Linked DNA regions of Homo sapiens: region 2 is linked to region 1. The links are chromatin loops, found by intact Hi-C in ENCODE. Cell type or tissue: endothelial cell of umbilical vein. All regions are shown on one strand. Links, peaks and the distances in the headings refer to the core of each region. The heading gives the core; the rest is flanking DNA.

Evidence for each region. Peaks named below come from ENCODE experiments on the same cell type or tissue, not always from the same donor. Only the 100,000 strongest peaks of a DNase experiment are listed, where the experiment ranks them.
Region 2: a loop joins it to region 1, with 5 times the contacts of the local background. A loop is called at or near these places in 17 of 110 quality-filtered maps.

The regions. Positions count from the first base shown.
Region 1 is chrX:65,665,347-65,674,151 of GRCh38, forward strand. It overlaps MSN (moesin), which reads left to right and starts at 2,308. Exons shown (of 13, transcript NM_002444.3): 1 at 2,308-2,507. The coding sequence starts at 2,496. RefSeq lists a silencer at 2,000-2,329. In endothelial cell of umbilical vein, for the core only: no CTCF peak of the experiment used is centred there; DNase peaks (open chromatin) are centred at 2,245, 2,505 and 3,405; H3K4me3 peaks cover 2,991 bases; H3K27ac peaks cover 5,320 bases.
Region 2 is chrX:65,717,011-65,725,838 of GRCh38, forward strand. The region is part of intron 2 of MSN (moesin); the gene reads left to right. Among named protein-coding and RNA genes, the nearest start is that of MSN, 54 kb to the left of the region's middle. RefSeq lists a silencer at 5,777-6,071. In endothelial cell of umbilical vein, for the core only: a CTCF peak has its summit at 3,478; a DNase peak (open chromatin) is centred at 3,701; H3K27ac peaks cover 3,733 bases.

The DNA.
Region 1 (8,805 bases), core at 1-8,000:
CTCCTGCTGCTGAGGCTTTCTGGTGAGTGCTGCTCTTCCTTGGGGACAACTGCTCATGGAGACTGTTTGGGCTTTCCGATGAGTGCTGCTCTTTGAACAAATGCTTAGCTCAAGGAAATGATCTTGGCAGGGAACTTTGTTTACCCTAGCACACATCAATGAATCTTGTTAGCAGTGAGAGAAACCGAGGCACACTGAATCGTGGACACTGTTGGTCTGGGAAGGCAAAGGAAGAGGATGGAATCAGACTACTGGTTCCTGAGTGCAAATGCAAGACCAGCCCATATGCAATCCTGTTAGGCTCATCTATTGTCCTAGGGAGTATACTTCCTTTCTCATCCCTTTATAATGTCAGAGTGGGAAAGGACCTTGGAAGCCCCGGAGTCCAGTCCTTTCTTGCTACAGAAATGGAAACTCAAGCCCAGAGAGGGGGAGGGAATTACCCAAGGCCACATAGTGGTCATAGGATGAGTTAATGGCAGAGCTATACGTAGAAGCCAGGTGTCCTGACCTCTCAAGTATCCTTTCCATTGTCTCAAACTGGCTTACCATCTGTGGTGCCTTACCTCACAAAGGATACTCAGACCATGCCTTCACATGGTTGCCAGTGGAGAGGAGGAAAAAAGGACTATGGCCAGCCACTTTCAAACTAAAACTCGGACTTATTTTATTTTACTTTTTTTGGAGACGGAGTCTTGTGCTATTGCCCAGGCTGGAGTGCAGTGGCCCAATCTGGGCTCAGTGCAGCCTCCGCCTCCCGGAAGCGATTCTCCTGCCTCATCCTCCCGAGTGCCTGGAACTACGTGCCATCACACCCGGCTAATTTTTTTGTTTTTTTTTTTCGCATTTTTAATAGAGATGAGGTTTCGCCATGTTGAGCAGGCTGGTCTCAAACTCTTGACCTCAAGTGATCTGCAGGTCTTGGCCTCCCAAAGTGGTAGGATTACAGGTGTAAGCCACTGCACATGGTCTCACTTACTATTATTATTATTATTTTTGAGACAGAGTTTCACTCTGTTGCCCTGGCTGGAGTGCACTGGCTCAGTCTTGACTCACTGTAACCTCCGCCTCCCGGGTTCAAGCGATTCTCCCTCCTCAGCCTCCCGAGTAGCTCGGATTACAGGCACGTGCCCGGCTAATTTTTGTAATTTTAGTAGAGACGGGGTTTCACCATGTTGGCCAGGCTGGTCTTGAACTCCTGACCTCAGGTGATCAGCCCGCCTCAGCCTCCCAAAGTGCTGGGATTACAGGAGTGAGCCACTATGCCCGGCTCTCACTTATTTTTTTTGTATAGATATGGGAGGGGGTCTTGATATGCTCCCCAGGCTGGTCTCGAATTCCTGGGCTCAAGCAATCCTCCTGCATCAGCCTCTCAAAGTGTTAAGATTACAGTCATGAGCCACCGCACTCAGCCTAAAACTCAGACTTGACCAGACGACTTCAACAGTCTAGAACACTGCCATCCTGGGATTCTGTGACCTTGACAAGAAGGAGAAAGGGAGCTGGCAGACAAACCCCAAGGGTGTGGACTAGGGAGGTCACATCTAACCTGAGGGAATTATAGCCAGCCCCATCAGGACATCAGAAAGTGAATGTACTGGGAGAGGGGCTAAAGGATCAGGTCACTGATTTGAGGAAGGTGAAGACTGGGATTTAGATGAAGGAAAGATAAATGAGGACTGAGCAAGGATGGGTAGGAAATATGATGGGGAGAGTCCTACGGAAGAGAATGGATGAAGTGTTTTAAGAGGTGAGGCAGTTTAGCCAAAAGAAGAGAAGTTTCCTGTGGACCTGAGATCTTCAGGCCTTTGAGGAGCTGTTAGGGACAACAGGGGATCTGTGTGGCCTCAGGGAGCAGAACTGAGATCCATGGATGGAAGCCATAGAGAAAAGGAGTTCAGACACGGCAAGAACTTTCTAAGAGCCAGAGCTGTCTAGAGAAGGAAAAGATAGGTAGTGAGCTCCCCATCAGTGGAAAGTTGCAGTCAGGGGCTGAGTAAGCATCTGTCAGGGCCCAGGGTCTGGGCCCTGAGTGGGGGTGGGGCTGGAAGGCCAGGACGTGGAAGGCTAGGGGCTGTGACCAGGGTGGGAGAGGAGCCGGGTGGGTCTGGGTGGGGAGTGGTAGCTACCCTAGGTCCGCCCGGGCCCAGCCGGGCCCCCCACGTGGCCGCTGTGGCCTGGCTGCGCCGGGCCTGGCCAGGCGGGGCTGGGCGGGGCAAGGCCAGCGGTCGGCGGGGAGGCGGGCGCGAGGGCGGGGAGCGGCGCGGAAGCCGGGCCACATAAAGGAGCGGGCGGCGCGACAGGGGCGGCTCTTTCCTGGGTGGGGTTTGTGAAGTCGTGGCCCGTTAGCAGGAAGCCTAACAGTCGCCCCGACGCTAGTGAGGGACCCAATCTGAGTCCCCGGCCAGCCGAATCCAAGCCGTGTGTACTGCGTGCTCAGCACTGCCCGACAGTCCTAGCTAAACTTCGCCAACTCCGCTGCCTTTGCCGCCACCATGCCCAAAACGGTGAGTGCCGGAGGTGGGCGCTGTCGACCCCAATGGCTCTGGCTGAGCCTCATAGCCCTTTGCTGATGGCTGAGGGCTTGGCCAGCCACCGGCCCGCCTGGGACGCCGCGCCCTCCGCCATAGCCAAGGGTAGGGAGGGGACCGGAGTGGGATCCTGGTCTGGTGCGCCCTCAGGGGTTGAGGGGGTGTCCAGGCTGGAAGTTTGGACGGGGCGAGGCCTGCCTCTTTCTCAGGTTCCAGTTCCCTGTGTCTGAGATGCAACAGTCAGGACGGCTTCGTTGGGGCCTGGGGTTTCCCCTTTTCCCTGATGGGCCATGGGCACAGAGGAGAGGATTCTGGTCCAGAAGACAACACTTTCCCCAACCCAGGAATTGGCACCTTTCTGGGGCAAGGCTGCCAATGTCCAAGAGGGGACATGGGAACAGAGAAGCAGGGAGAAAGGAGGGAGCCGCTCGGGGCGGATCCGGCACCCCCACTCATCTTTCCCACAGCCTCACCGGGTGGCTCCAGCTGTTTTCCACTAGGAGGTGAGGAGAGAGATGTGAGGAAATCGTCATCGAGGCTGCACCCGAGAGCACCAACACTTATTTAGGCACCAGTCTGAGGAGAGGCCTACCCCATCTCCTGGGAGAGAGGACCGGTTTCTCCCTCCTCTCCACCTCCAAATCCCTGCCCCTCCTATTGCTTAATGCCTCTCTATCTCCTCCTATCCCCTCCGGACTATTTTGTGTGGTGTGGGTTTTCTCGTGGGGCCACACCTTTCTAGAGTGGTGGTTGATTTGGGGATGCGTCTCCACCCCACTGGCTGTTACGAGAGGAACAGAAGCCTCCTGGGAGTGGGGATAGGGGGGCCGGATGCCCAGGAGGGAGAGGGGAGGAGGGGTGTGCCTGACTAATGAGCTCTGCTTGCTTTTGTGCAAGTCATGCCAAATGGCTGCTGAGGCCCTTCCCTTGCTCAGAAAGGCCTGGTGACCACCCTGGCTTGAGTCCCTTAGGCCAAACAGCTTGTTGAGCTGGCCTAGGCAATGCAGTGCTCCCAAACATGTCTCCCCAGGACTGCTTGAGCCTTGTAGAGGTGAGATAGTGACTAGTAGCCTTGAAAAGGGCTGAAGGTCCCCTGGGATGAGAGGAGGAGAGTTGGGGGCCCAGCCTTTTGGGTTTGTGATGAGCTTTGGTTGCCACGTTACTGTATACCAGCCTCACTGCCAAGTCGTTCTTGCCTTTCCAGAACCTTGTCCTTCAGAAACACCAAGTTTTCAAAAAGTATGTGCTTTCACTGTCTATCTCCTTTAAATTGCTTGTGGTTTTAGGACATGAGGCTTTTACACACTTTGTTCCCTAGTCCCCGCCCCCAAAGAGAGAGAGTAATGGTTTTGGAGAGAGGGGAAAATATCCCATTGTCTGCCAAAACAAGATTATAAAGATCCTGTCAGGAGCGGCTCTTTGGGTCTCTCTCTGTGGTTGACTCCTGACTCCTCTTAAGGTGCGGCTTTGCCTGAACAGTTGGGTGGATCTCTGGGAATAGACATTGCTCCACGGTCTTTCTTCTGTAGTGGCATATCTCATCCTCAGTTCTGAGATAGCCCACTTTGAAACACAGCTTCATGGGCCTGGAAGTTGCTTCAAACTTGCATTAACCGTCTCATCTGAGTCAAAGTGGCAAAGAAGACAAGACAGCGTGTTTATTGTTTTCCTGGGAATGGAGAGAGAATGGAGTATAAGCTGTTTGTAGTCAGGCCTGGAGTAATGAGGGTACCTAAATACTGAAGGCATTTTTATGCAGATTGACTGAAACCTGAATCAAATTGGAAGGAGAGGGCTGAATTTTGATAGACTGGAAGTATTAGAGAATTTTCTATACTTTGACTCAAGGAATGGTCAACTTTTAGGAAAAGCAACTATATTATGTCTGTTAAGATCATAGAATCTTAACCTGAAAGGGACCTTGGAGACTATTTAGTACAACTCTCTTAAAAAAAAAAACTAAAACTAAAACAAAAATCTAATGAGGCTATTGAGACCTACAGGGAAAGACCTACCTAAGGGCACATGGTGACTGAGCCAAGATTGGGGTCCAGGCTTTCTGATGCTCATCTCATTGACCCTTTATTCTGACCCAATGATTGAGTTCTTGACATTTGAGTTCCCTTTCTTGCTCCAAACAAATTGCCCACTGTTCTCAGACCTTTATGGTCCTCAGATAAAAGGAAATGAGTAATTTGAGCAAAGTGGCCAAGGTTGACATTTGTGTGGTCTCCTGGTAAGGTTCGGTAGTGTCACCAGGTGCCTTCTGTTACTTTTCTTATTCCTCATACCAAGGCCAAGGTGTTCAGGGGCACACCCTAGTTCACTGAATACCAACCAGTAATTTTAATTAAAAGGGGAAAAAATTTCCCTTTCTCTGCTCCATTTTCATTTATGTGCTTTAGGCTATTTCTAGCGTGTGACAGATGGAGAAAGGTAGTGGAAAATCAAACTCGTTCATTCATATTGCAGCATGTCTACAACCTATCTAGGGTCGGTTTCACTTTTATAGCTAATTGTCCCTCCTAGTCAGCCCAACCTCCCCTACATTTGTTAAAACACGCCAGCCGGGCGTGGTGGCTCCAGCCAGTAATCCCAGCACTTTGGGAGGCCGAGGCAGGCAGATCATGAAGTCAGGAGTTCGAGACCAGCCTGACCAACATGGTGAAACCCTGTCTCTACTAAAATTACAAAAATTAGCTGGGCGTGGTGGTGTGCGCCTGTAATCCCAGCTACTCGGGAAGCTGAGGCAGGAGAATCGCTTGAACCTGGGAGGCGGAGGTTGCAGTGAGCCGAGATCACGCCACTGCACTCCAGCCTGGGTGACAGAGTGAGACTCCATCTCAAAAACAAAAAAAGCAAAAAAACAAAAAAACATGCCTCACTACCCACCGCCACCCTTGCCTTCTTGCCATTCCTTGGACTCTGCTTCTGGTTGCCAGTTTCCTGAGTCTGCTTTAGTAGCCAGAATGGAAAAGCTTATTAATTGCCATCTACATTTTTTGGTGATGATGACAGTTATATATATATATATATATATATATATATATATATATATATATATATATATATATATATTTAAAAAGGCCTTTCCCCCTCCCTACCTTCTTTAATTTTTTTCTTTTAGGATCACAAAGGCTTTGAGGCTTTCTTGGATTTCCTAAAAAAAGAGTGTTTTGAATTTTCGAGATGTTCTTGAGTTTCTGGTTTCCTTCCTTGGGATTTATTAGATGTTAGTATTGAAAAGGCTCTCCACAACTATAAAGTCCAATTCCTCTCATTGTATAGATGATGAAACTGAAACTCATGTTAGGGGGAGACTAACCTAGAGTGATGCAGTATGCCAGTTGCAAAACTAGGACTTGAATCTAGGTCTTAGTTAGAGGGTCAGTCTTGGTGAAACACCTCTTTGATCTGCTGGGGTTTTAGCCATAGATCAACAGATCAGGGGAAAGGCAATCGAGTGGTCATTTGATGGGACCATCAATGTGAGCAGACATAGAGCCTAGATCCTTGAAGTATTTGAAGGTGTTTGGGTCGGCATTCAGCTAAACTTTAACAGGGACTATGTGGACTGTTTATTCTCCTGCCATTCCTAGCATTACTTGAGCCACTCGAGTGGCACTAAAGTGGTACTTGGTAAATAGGAGCCAGATTCTTAGTCTTTTAACCCTTGAACCAGCCCTGCCTACAGACTTAAGTGGGGGGAAAAGGATCAGGAAGAGAGGTCATATGAGAGAGGATCCTGCATCTCTCCACTTGGGTTCTTCAGTTCACTTGGCCCTTTGTGAAAGTGTAGATGATAGAGACAGAGCAGGAACCATCTTGGGAATTTCCTTTACGCTTTTCTTTTAACAGCCCTCTGGGTAGGGAGGGGGCTGGTGGGGCAGGAAGGCCTTTGTGGGACCCACACCAACTAATCTATGCTCTCTCGTGTTAGGCTTGGAGAGGGAAAGGTTGCTCTGTGAGTCAGTGATAGAAGTAGTATTGATCACTAATCTTCTAACTTTCCATTCTCTAGCTGCCTGCAACAGTAGCTTGTTTTAGGGTGTTGTTCTTACTTTTCTCTTACCTCCTCCTCCCATGAAACTACTTTACCGAATGATGGAGCTGGAAAGGACATTTGGAAGTCATCTAGTCTATTTCCCCTGCCTCCAAATCTAATTCTCTCTGGATGAGATAATATGACAGCTACAATTATTCTGAACTCTGTTCTAGTGTTGCATGGCAACAGCCTGTCTTAGGTCCCTTTGTATCTTTCTGGGAGTTTCCCCCACTGGAATTTCTAGACTCAGGGTCCCCAGAGGGGAGAATATCTGGCTACCAACACTACCAGAGTTAGGCCTTTCATAACCATAGCTGCTGGAAATTTGGCATTGTTACAGATTGCTAATAGTCTGTCTCTAATCTTTCAAAGATAGAATTGAATTTATCATGTGCCTCTTTCCTAACTCAGAATCTTCTTTCCCTGCCACCTGCTCTATTACTTTGCTTGCAAAAAGGAAAAAACAGGGTACAGATGTGGTCTCCTTTGGGATAGTCTGTTGGTTCAAGTGAAGGGGGTGGTCTTTTCATGACTGACTGGCTTTGCTGTCCATCCCTCCTTCCATTTCATGCTTGAGAGAGCTGAAAAACTTTTCAATTCCAGGTTCTAATCTGTGGTATAGAAGTTGTCACTTTGGAGGATTAGCTCAGGATTCCATGAATTTGGAAGGTGGGTGCTGGGAAATGGAAAGCATCACTGAACTGAGAATTTTTCTTCTCTTTCCATATAAGAAGAACTTCTCTCCTGTCCTCAGTAAAGTGAGCCAAATGAAGTGGGACTTTAGGCAAGTCCTTTCTTCAGGCCCTCTGTCTCTCCAGCTTGTCATGAGGGAGCTGTACCAGTGATGGGTAAACTCTAGGAATCCCTCCAGTACTGATGTTTTTGAGAATCTTGATGGTATAAGAGCATTGAGTCTCTTATATGTATGTTCATTCCTTCAGACATTCTTTCTTCAACATTTGGGTACCTTCTATGTGCCAGGCAGTATTGGAAATACAAAATTGAACAGCGCTTATTAAAATGTATCCTCTTGTCCCATTATACTCCTTGAGTGCTGTTTCTTCTTAAGTGCTGAGTTCAGAATGGACTGTTTCTCACATGGGAGTTGGTTTGTTTCATTAGTAGATCCAAGAAGAATACTGGCTTGAGTACTCTTGGCCATTTCTTCCCGAGTCATGGGAGAGAAAGGGCTGTGTCTTTCCTTACTGTGGAAAGAAATAAACCAAGTGAGAGTATATTATGAAGACTGTGGGTTGACTGAAAAGCTTTGGACAAACACTAAAAGCCTCATAGATTTTCCTGCCATTCTTCCCACATTTTTCAGTGACCGCCTGCCTGATAGTAGAATAGTCCTTTTTATTTCTGCTGAAAGGAAGGCCCGGAAGCTACTAGATTATGTTTCAGATTTTCTTCTAACATGGTGAGTGTGGTAGTTAGATATATTGGTAGATATTGAGGCCTTCCTAAGGGCTCCTAAACAAACCTCATAAAGTATCTACCACCAGTGAGCTGAGGACTGGCTATTGTGGGGTACAGCTTTTTTTTTTTTTTTGATACGGAGTTTTGCTGTTGTTCAGGCTGGAGTGCAATGGCACGATCTCAGCTCACTGCAACCTCCACCTCCCGGGTTCAAGCGATTCTCCTGCCTCAGGCTCCCGAGTAGCTGGGATTACAGGCATGCGCCACCATGCCCAGCTAATTTTGTATGGGGTACAGCATTTTAAAGGCATTTGCATCTAGGGCAACCCAGAGCTTCCCTAGCCTTAAGCTTTCCTTTAGCTGGTTGTTCTGGATGGGCAGGGTTTCTCACAGGAGTGTTTTGAACCATGGAACAACTGAGCTGGCCTTAAATCTTCTGCCTCAGCCTTTATCTTCTTGATGGGGGCACTAAAGTCCAGAAAAGGGAAAGGATTTGAGTGAACTGGTGATAGTGCCAGGACTAAAACCTAACTTGCTTGGCTCCAGTGTAGGGGAGGGATGGTGAATGCCTACCTTCTAAATGGCACTCACTGTGAGGTGCTCAGTGTCTTCTCCCTCTGTGCTGGTGGTGACATGACCGTGGAGTTATGGCCATGGGAAGAGCAAGTTCCTCTGAGTGTGTAGAGCTGATCTCATGGGTTTCTTTATTTGGAAATGGCTCAGGCTCTGACCTTGTCTCAGGAACTCTTTGTAGCACTTCCCAGGAAGGTAAGTGTTTTGCTTTGGCTTGTGACGGGTGGTGGAAGGCAT
Region 2 (8,828 bases), core at 335-8,334, 52 kb after region 1:
CCAAGATAGATCAAAATGAAGGCTGATTCCAGACTTAATATGAAAGGAGGCAAAGTTAAACTTTGGCAGCCTGCACCCTATGGTCCTGATTAATTTTATCTTTGGTCCTGAATAAGGGAGAAAAGAAAATGGTGTATATTCTATGCTAGATGCTTTAAAAATCTTAGCATATGGAGCCTTCCTTTTAACTCTGAAACATGTAAGTGATGTCTTCTCCATTTTAATGATGAGGCTCAGAAGTTAAATAACTTAATTGCACCCAAATGATATTTGGCTGGGATTTGCACTCCACATTGTTGCCACTGCACCACACTGCCTCTGTCCCATGTTTTTGCTTCCTAGTAGAAGGAAACTAACTTACTCTCCCTGAGGTAGTAAGCTCTATGCACATTTCTCTCAAAAGAATGTTGGGACTTAGGACAACATGGGAGTTGATGGATGCAGTAGGAGGCTGCTTCATCTCCTACAGGCATGCCATGAAGATAATTGCTTACTCGCCATAGTGAAGAGGTCATTCCCATCTCCAACCCAAGGGGTGTCCCTTCATTGTGAATCATTATTGTCAGAAAGGATGTACTGTATACTATAATAAACAGATGGCAGCTACAGACATTTTTAGCATTCAAGGGAATGTGCCGTCTGTGGCCAGACTTCTAGGAGCAAAAATGAGGCTCCCATTTCCAGAGGCTGGGACCTCACCAGACAGGCCATTATCCTATTTCTCCACCAGACTCCGATGAAGTGGAGGTCTGAGTTATTGTCCAGGATGTTAGGCTGCATATCACCCTGATGGATTCTCCAGGCCCTCTTGCTTCCCTTTCTTCCTTGCTCTCTGTGTCCTTCTACCATATGAGAACTTCCCCAGGGTTGGAGAGAGGAAGAAAAAAAGAAGGAGGTAGTGTTCAAATAAGCTAATTCTATTCCTGTGAATACTTCTGACTGGTGAGAGAAAAGACAAGAGTAGAATGGAGACAGGGGTAGGAGAGGGCTAGAAATTTGAGGACAGCTTGGGTACACCTTCTGAGTTCTTATTACATAGAGTGGGAAAATTATTGTCTGTGGCTAATACAGATGAGAGTTAACATTTATCCAGGACTCAGTGTATGCTAAGTATTATGATAAGCATTTGACTATCACAAAGCTCTGTGAGTGCATGAATTAGTATGGGCATGTTTTACAGATGAGGACACAAAATCCTCATTTTCCTAGTTAGACCCTGGGAAAATTATTGAACTCTCTGGGTTGGTATCTTCATCCCCTCCCCCCGAGAAATATCTAATACTTACCTCACAGGATTTTTGTGAGTGTGTTATGTTTTGTATCTTACCTGTTACTCAAAAATCTGATTATAGTGGCATATAAGGATGTCCAATCCAAAAAGATAAATTCGAAATAGGTGAGAAAGATAAGAAAACACAAATAGGAAAGAAAGTGTTAGCTGGAAGAAAGCATCCAGCATATGGTAGAGAAGTAATAAATGATAGCTCCCTTTCCAATACCATTGTGCTTCTTGTATTATTAATTGAGCTGGAGTTGACGTGATGTGGTGGCTCATGTCTGTAATCCTAACACTGAGATGGGAGGATTGCTTGAGCCCAGGGGCTCGAGACCAGCCTGGGTAACACAGCGAGACCCTGTCTCTACAAAAAATTTAAAAATTAGCATGGCATGGTGGTGCACACCTATAGTCCCAGCTACTCAGGAGATTGTGCCAGGAGGGTTGCTCAAGCCCAGGAGTTCAAGGTTACAGTGAGCTATGATCACGCCACTGTACTCCAGCCTAGGTGACAGAGCAAGACTCTGTCTCTAAAAAAAAAAAAAAAAAGTAAAGAAAAATAATCTAGAATTGGGAGAATTGGGAGATGGGCTTAATGATCCTCAGAATATCTAACTTCAGATTTAGGTGGAACTTACTTCTCTGGAGTTTGTTTTGTGTTTGTTTTACTTTGAATGGCAAAGTGTAATCATTGATACTTAATTGGTGAAAATACAAATTAGTCTGAGGAATATTTAAATACAAGTTTACTACAATTAAAGTGATGTGCTTACATTCACATAGCTCACAAGTGATTATGGTGCTAGTCTGGAATGACTAAATGCATTCTAATTATAATTGTGCTTTGCATTCTCTCTTCACATGGAGGTTATATTGGAGAACTTTTAAAGGGACAGCCTAGTGAAGTCAAAAGGGCCTGGATAGAAAGTCATGAATCTTGGGCTGTAGGGTTGGCTCTATCACTAATTCGCTGTGATACAAACGTTTCCCTTATTTGGGCCTCAGTTTCTCATCTGTACAATGCCTAACTTGTTTCTCAAATCTGGTTATCTCTCAGAAAATTTATCTCTGGCATTTATTTGTGCATTCCATCTCTCTTTCTCTCCCATTTCTGTTCCTAGTATTGGGATTTCAGACAATCCTTTTCTGTAAAAAGGAGAGAAATGCCTCACCTGAGTATGATCAGCTGCTGGCATATGTGAGGAGGTAGGGCTAGCTGGCAGGGGGATCATCTCTTCCTTGACAGGCTTTTTACTGTCTCTAAGACAAAAGGGAGGAAGTGTCCATAGAACACATAGGCTTTTGGGCCCTTTGCTTTAGACAGCAGTATCATTCTGGGTAGCAGCTATTAGAGAGGGAAGCGGTTAGTCAGTGCAGATTTTACAGACCAGCTGGGAGCCAGAGGCTCCTTTGACATTTACCTATACTCCTTCCAAGAGCCCTGATTCTACTAATTCCCCATCCCAAACCAGATGACGCCATCCTCTACCCTCAACACTGGGGGCTTTGTATATGTGCATTGCAGGGGGATGGCTGTGGAGGATGAGGAAGGCATGATTTGGAGCCTAGTGGGGGCAGAAAAATTCTTGAACAAAGAGGTTTATTAACTTCAAAAAACCTCAATGCCTGGTAGTTTTTTGTTAGTGTTGGTTTGGTTTGTGTGCTGTGGGTGTGGATTTGAGGGAAGTCCAGATAGTAGGGAACCCCAGATAGTAGGGAACCCTGGGCAGATTGGTATGCTAGTTCTGAATGCTACTGCTTCCAAAACAAAGCCTTTGGGAGACTTGGAAACCAAGAAGTCCATGACTTCTCATCATTGTTATCTTGAGAAGTATCATTTATTGAGCACATACTATGGCCTATTCCTGGCTAGGCGCTTTAATCCTCACAATGCTCCTGCCTCTGTGAGGTGAAAGAACATACTCTAGGTCATGTAGTTAGTAAGTTGTGATATGGAATTTTGAATACAACTCTGATCACAAAACTATACTTTTCCTGCACTGCACTACTCTGTTTGGGGTGATTGGGAGTATTCAACTTAGAGAAGACTCAAGGAAGATATGCTTTCTGTCTTCAGACCTCTGAAGGACTATCATAAGAAGGAGGGGGGCAGTCACATTCTGTGAGTCAGAGGGACAGAGGTGGACCCCACAGGTGAGAAAATACAGGGAAAAAGATTTGAACTCAAGGAATTGAGCATTTGGCCCTCTTGAGGCCAAGGCAGGTCAGGTCAGGAATCAGTAGAGTTATGTGTTCATAGGCATTTGGGGGATGTGAGCTCTTCTCTCTCTAACTTGATGAGGCATAAGGGAGGAAGTCCGTTCTGTCTGGCTCTTGGGACCCATCATTCAAGGAGGCCCTCCTGGTAGAGCCTGGGCCTGGGAGGAAGGAGCTAGACTCCTTGGCAGGAATTGGCAAAAGCTTTATGGCCATCCTGGAACGCAGCAGTCATCTGGCCAATGACCAGAGAGGAAGCCAACCAGAGAGGAAGTACTCCTTGGCACCAGCAATAAATAATAGGCAACAATGGGATGCCATAGCTTGAGGAAGTCTAGGGCCTGGTGGGAAAGGGAAGTAGGACTCATAGTTTGTCTCATTTACCTCTCTTCTTGTGAGTGTGCTACAGCTAGAGGGGAGAGAGAACATGTTTTGCTATAGTGATTTTGTCACTTGCTTCAACTTCTAAAGCTTTTGATCTTGGATTACCTAGGTGCCACTAAAGGGCTGTGCTCAAGGACAGAGGTGAAATCTCAAAGCATCGATTCATTCATCTATTTACTGATTCATTTAATATTGACTGAAGGTCTACACTGTCGAACACCATCTCTGTTCTTCAGGAACTTGGAGTTCCTTACCTATAAAAGCATAGAAAGGCACATGCAACTCTCTACCCACAAAGAAAGAAATAAACGCCCTTGAGGTCAGGTTCCATGGGGTGATATATAAAGCATAGGATTTAGAACCAGCCCTGAGTTCAAATTCTGTCCTGTTACTTCGCTGTGTGACCTTGGATGGCTCATTTAGCCTCTCAGTACTTTCCTTTCCTTTGTAAAATGATAATCATGCTAATCTCAGATTTTGTGATTTAATCCTCAAATAAGTAAAATGCCTGGTGCATACCAAGCATTCTAATATTGGTGGTTCTTATTAAGGACTAAAGTAGGTGGCATTGCCCTGAGAGTTCAGATGAGGGAGCTATGAAATCAGGAAGTTCTTCTGGCTCAGTAAAGTACTTAGGACTTGAATACTCTGCAATAAGGACAGTAAACCTTTTTTTTTTTCATTTTATAAAATAACTAACATATATTATAGTAGGAGGATCTCCATCTTACAGATGAGGAACTGAGGCTTACAGAGGTGAAATTATCTGTTTAAGGTCATATAGCTAGGAAGTGGTATAGCTGGGGCTTAAACCAGGGCACATAGCATTTCCAGTTTTTCTAATGCTTTTGATCAACTGTCCTCTGGAACCTTCTTCCACTTTACCTGCTTCCAAAACTTAGAACCCTAGCTAGGTTGGGCATGGTGGCTCATGCCTGTAATCCTAGTGCTTTGGGAGTCCAAGGTGAGAGGATCACTTGAGGCTAGGAGCTTCAGACCAGCCTGGGCAACATAGCGAGACCCCATCTCTACAAAAACTTAAAAATTAGCTGGGCATGGTGGTGCATGCCTGTAGTCCTAGCTACTTGGGTGGCTGGGGCTGGAGAATCACTTGAGTCCAGGAGTTCAAGGTTACAGTGAGCTATGATTGCACCACTGCACTCCAGCTTGGTTAACAGCAAGACCCTATCTCTAAACAAACAAACAAAAAACGATAAAAGAAAGAAACTTAGAACCTCAGCTGAGTATGTTCTCTGTTATAGAGCAGGTGACCACTTGACCACAGGCAATGTGTAATAACAGAAACAGCAATAGTGGTAGCCCATCTTGGTGCTTTCCAGTGGTGCAATAATTTGCTTTCAGGTGGGTGGCTGATGCAGATGCTGCCAAATCTGTAATGGTATCTTGGGGGTCTCAGGTGTTTGGGCATTGATGCAGTTTTGCACATTGTTTCTCACACAGTTCTTCTCTTGTGGCTCCAGCATTACTCCCTCATTCTCCTCTAGGCGTGCACGCTCGTGTGTGTGTGTGTGTGTGTGTGTGTGTGTGTGTGTGTTTGGAGACAAGGTCTCGCTCCGTCACCCAGGCTGGAGTGCAGTGGTGTGATCTCACTGCAACCTTCGCACCCCACAGTCTCAAGTGATCCTCCCACTTCAGCCTTCCAAGTAGCTGGGACCACAGGTGCCCACACCAGCTATCTTTTTGTATTTTTAGTAGAGATGGGGTCTCACCATGTTGCCTGGGCTGGTCTCGAACTCCTGAGCTCAAAAGATCTGCCCCGCCCCAGCCTCCCAAAATGCTGGGATTACAGGATGAGCCACTGCGCCCGGCCATGCTCTGGGCTTTTGAAGTGGCTGATGACATCACTAGTTTGTTTACTCAGATAAATGCATGGGGGATTCAAGAAGAGAATTTCTGGGCTTTTGAAGTGGCTGATGACATCACTAGTTTGTTTACTCAGATAAATGCATGGGGGATTCAAGAAGAGAATCTCTGGGCTCCTAAGCTGACCTGATCTCCGCTCCCCTCTACAGACCTCAGATGTAGGTTGCCTCCACATGTCAAAAGGAGGTAAAGGGTTTTTTTTTCTTGCTTCCAGAAGCTCCTGATAATTAACGAGGATGTACTCCAAGGCAGATCTTTTCTTTTCACTGCACCTCAGTTTTCCATTTTATGTTGCTTGAACCCTGTAACTCTCCACAGTCATGGAGCTGAGTAGAATACACAACCTCCAGTTTCTTAAGCTAGTGTCTTAAAAACTGAAGTCCTACTTTCTTTAGGTGTATGGGGCAGGTTCCAGGAGGGATACAAAGCTGTGAGATGAATGTGGTTTAGTATTCTAGAGCATTAATTTTACTTGCAATAATTTTAAAAATTCATTATTTATGGAGTAGAATATAAAATTTGCACAAATAATTAAACCTGAGGCTTCAAAGAAATTATAGCTGGGTTACAGCCATCTACCTATTATCTCCCCCTACCCCATCCTACCACACCCCCTATGTCCCTTGGGTATATGCATTCATTATTTTCTGCTGCTTAAGGATTTTTTCCATGGGAGCTTTGAGAAATACTGGCTCAGATCCGATAAGCTGGCTGTCGGGTCAAAGGGAGCCAATAAAGAATTTTCTTTTTCCTCAGGGATAGGACCATTTCTCAGAGTGGAATGATAAGGACCCTAGTCACTGGAGCCACAGAGGTTATTCCTGGAACTGGAAGCTAGATGCTAAGCTCTCACTTGAAAATAAGGTTTCTCTTTCCTCTGGAATGGAGGTCTCAACTGGAAGCAAAGCTGGAAGCAAGAAAAACTTGGCTTGGAAAAGGGGTTTAGAGTTGCCTGATAAAATGGTTCACAGCACCCCCATGGGCCTTAGAGATTTCCTTGTAGCCTGGGGTCAGGAGTCATCCATTTTTGTTCTTTGTTCTTTTTCAGTTTCAATTCTGATTTCAGACCATATTTCCTTCCCGCCACGTCCTCAATTTCTCACTTTGAGACTTCAGTGCAGGCTGAGAGATATTACTCATCTCTTTAAGCCCTAGAGCCTAAGGAAGTGGAACATTTATGTTTCTGATTTCTTTATGTTCACAAAGGAAGAGACAGTGCTCAGAGAGATCACCCTCCCTCCCCCCAGCACTGAGCCTGAATTCTCTCTTTTTTTTTTTTTGACATCACTTTAGGTATTACTTTGCCCAACTTCTCCTGAGTTACTCTGGATCTCAGAACTACTTTAGTCACCATGATCCTTCTCTCTCTCTCTCTCTTTTTTTTTTTTTTGAGACAGAGTTTCACTCTTGTTGCCCAGGCTGGAGTGCAATGGCGCGATCTCGGCTCACTGCAACCTCTGCTTCCTGGGTTCAAGCGATTCTCCTGCCTCAGTCTCCCAAGTAGCTGGGATTACAGGCATGTGCCACCACACCCAGCTAATTTTCTATTTTTAGTAGAGACGGGGTTTCACCATGTTGGTCAGGCTGGTCTTGAACTCCTGACCTCAGGTGATCCACCTGTCTTGGCCTCCCAAAGTGCTGGCATTATAGGCATGAGCCACCACACCTGGCTAATCCTCCTTCTCTTATCACACCCCTACTCCCACCCAATAGTGAAACAGACAACGTGGTGCAAAAAGAGGCTAACGGTCTCACTCCTGGGATTTCTGGGACTGGCTGCATAGTCTGTGCCTACCTCACTTCCTTTCAGTCTTGGAGTCTCTTAGCCTCTACAATTAGTCTGTTAGTACAGGCAAAGACCAGTTGCTGCTTGTCTGAGTCCATTTTATGTTTGTTTTGTTTTGTTTTTGTTTGTTTGTTTGTTTGTTTGTTTTTGACAGTGTCTTGTTCTGTCACCCATACTGGAGTGCAGTGGTGCAATCTCAGCTCACTGCATCCTCCACCTCCCAGGTTCAAGCTATTCTTCTGCCTCAGCCTCCCGAGTAGCTGGGACTATAGGCACGCACCACCATGCCCGGCTAATTTTTTTGTATTTTTAGTAGAGACCAGGTTTCACCATGTTAGTCAGGATGGTCTCGATCTCCTGACCTCATGATCTGCCCATCTCAGCCTCCCAAAGTGCTGGGATTATAAGCGTGAGCCAACACGCCCAGCCCATTTTATGTTCTTATAATAAAATACCTGGAGCTAGTTACTTTATACAGAAAAGAGGCTTATTTGTCTCCTAATTGTAGTGGCTGTAAAGTCCAAGAGCATGGCACCAGCACCTGCTCAGCCTCTGGTGAGGGCCTTTGTGCTGTTTCATAATGTGACAAAAGGTCAAGTAATTCACAGGGACAGGGGTCCCCATGACTGAAACACCTCTCATTACATACTACCTCTTAATGATTCTACCTCCCAGCACTGCCACACCGGCAATGAAGCATCAACATGAGTTTTGGTGGGGACAAACCACATCCAAACCATAGCACTGCTCTACTACTTCTGTTCCAAGTCTGTTCTCCCCCCATGACCTAATATCCTGGCCCTCATGGTCCATCTTCTTCTCTTCAGCATCTTCAGTGGGTCTTCTCTCTCTCTCTCTTTTTTTTTCTCTCTCTCTCAGCTGGATTGTTTCTTGGATCTTGCCTTTTCCCACCAATTGCATCTGGACACACTATTCTTCTGCAACCCTGTGGAAAATGATTAGAACTGTTAATTGGGCCTTGGGCCCTGTTTAGATCTAGGATGATATACAAGGTGCTTTAAAAAAATCTTTTCTGTTCACGCCCACCCACTACCTTCATCCTCTGCAAAAAGCCAATATTACATTTCAACATAAGCATTCACATTTCTCCATCTGAAACTTTCTGGCAGTTCCAGCTGCCTATTGACTTAGAGTCAGGGAATCAACTGGCCATTGAATTCTGGAAGCCTTTTGAACTTTCCTCATTACCTCCCACCCCCACTGATCTTTTCTAAACATGTTTCTAATTATCCACATCAGCAAGAGGTAGCTGGGAAATGG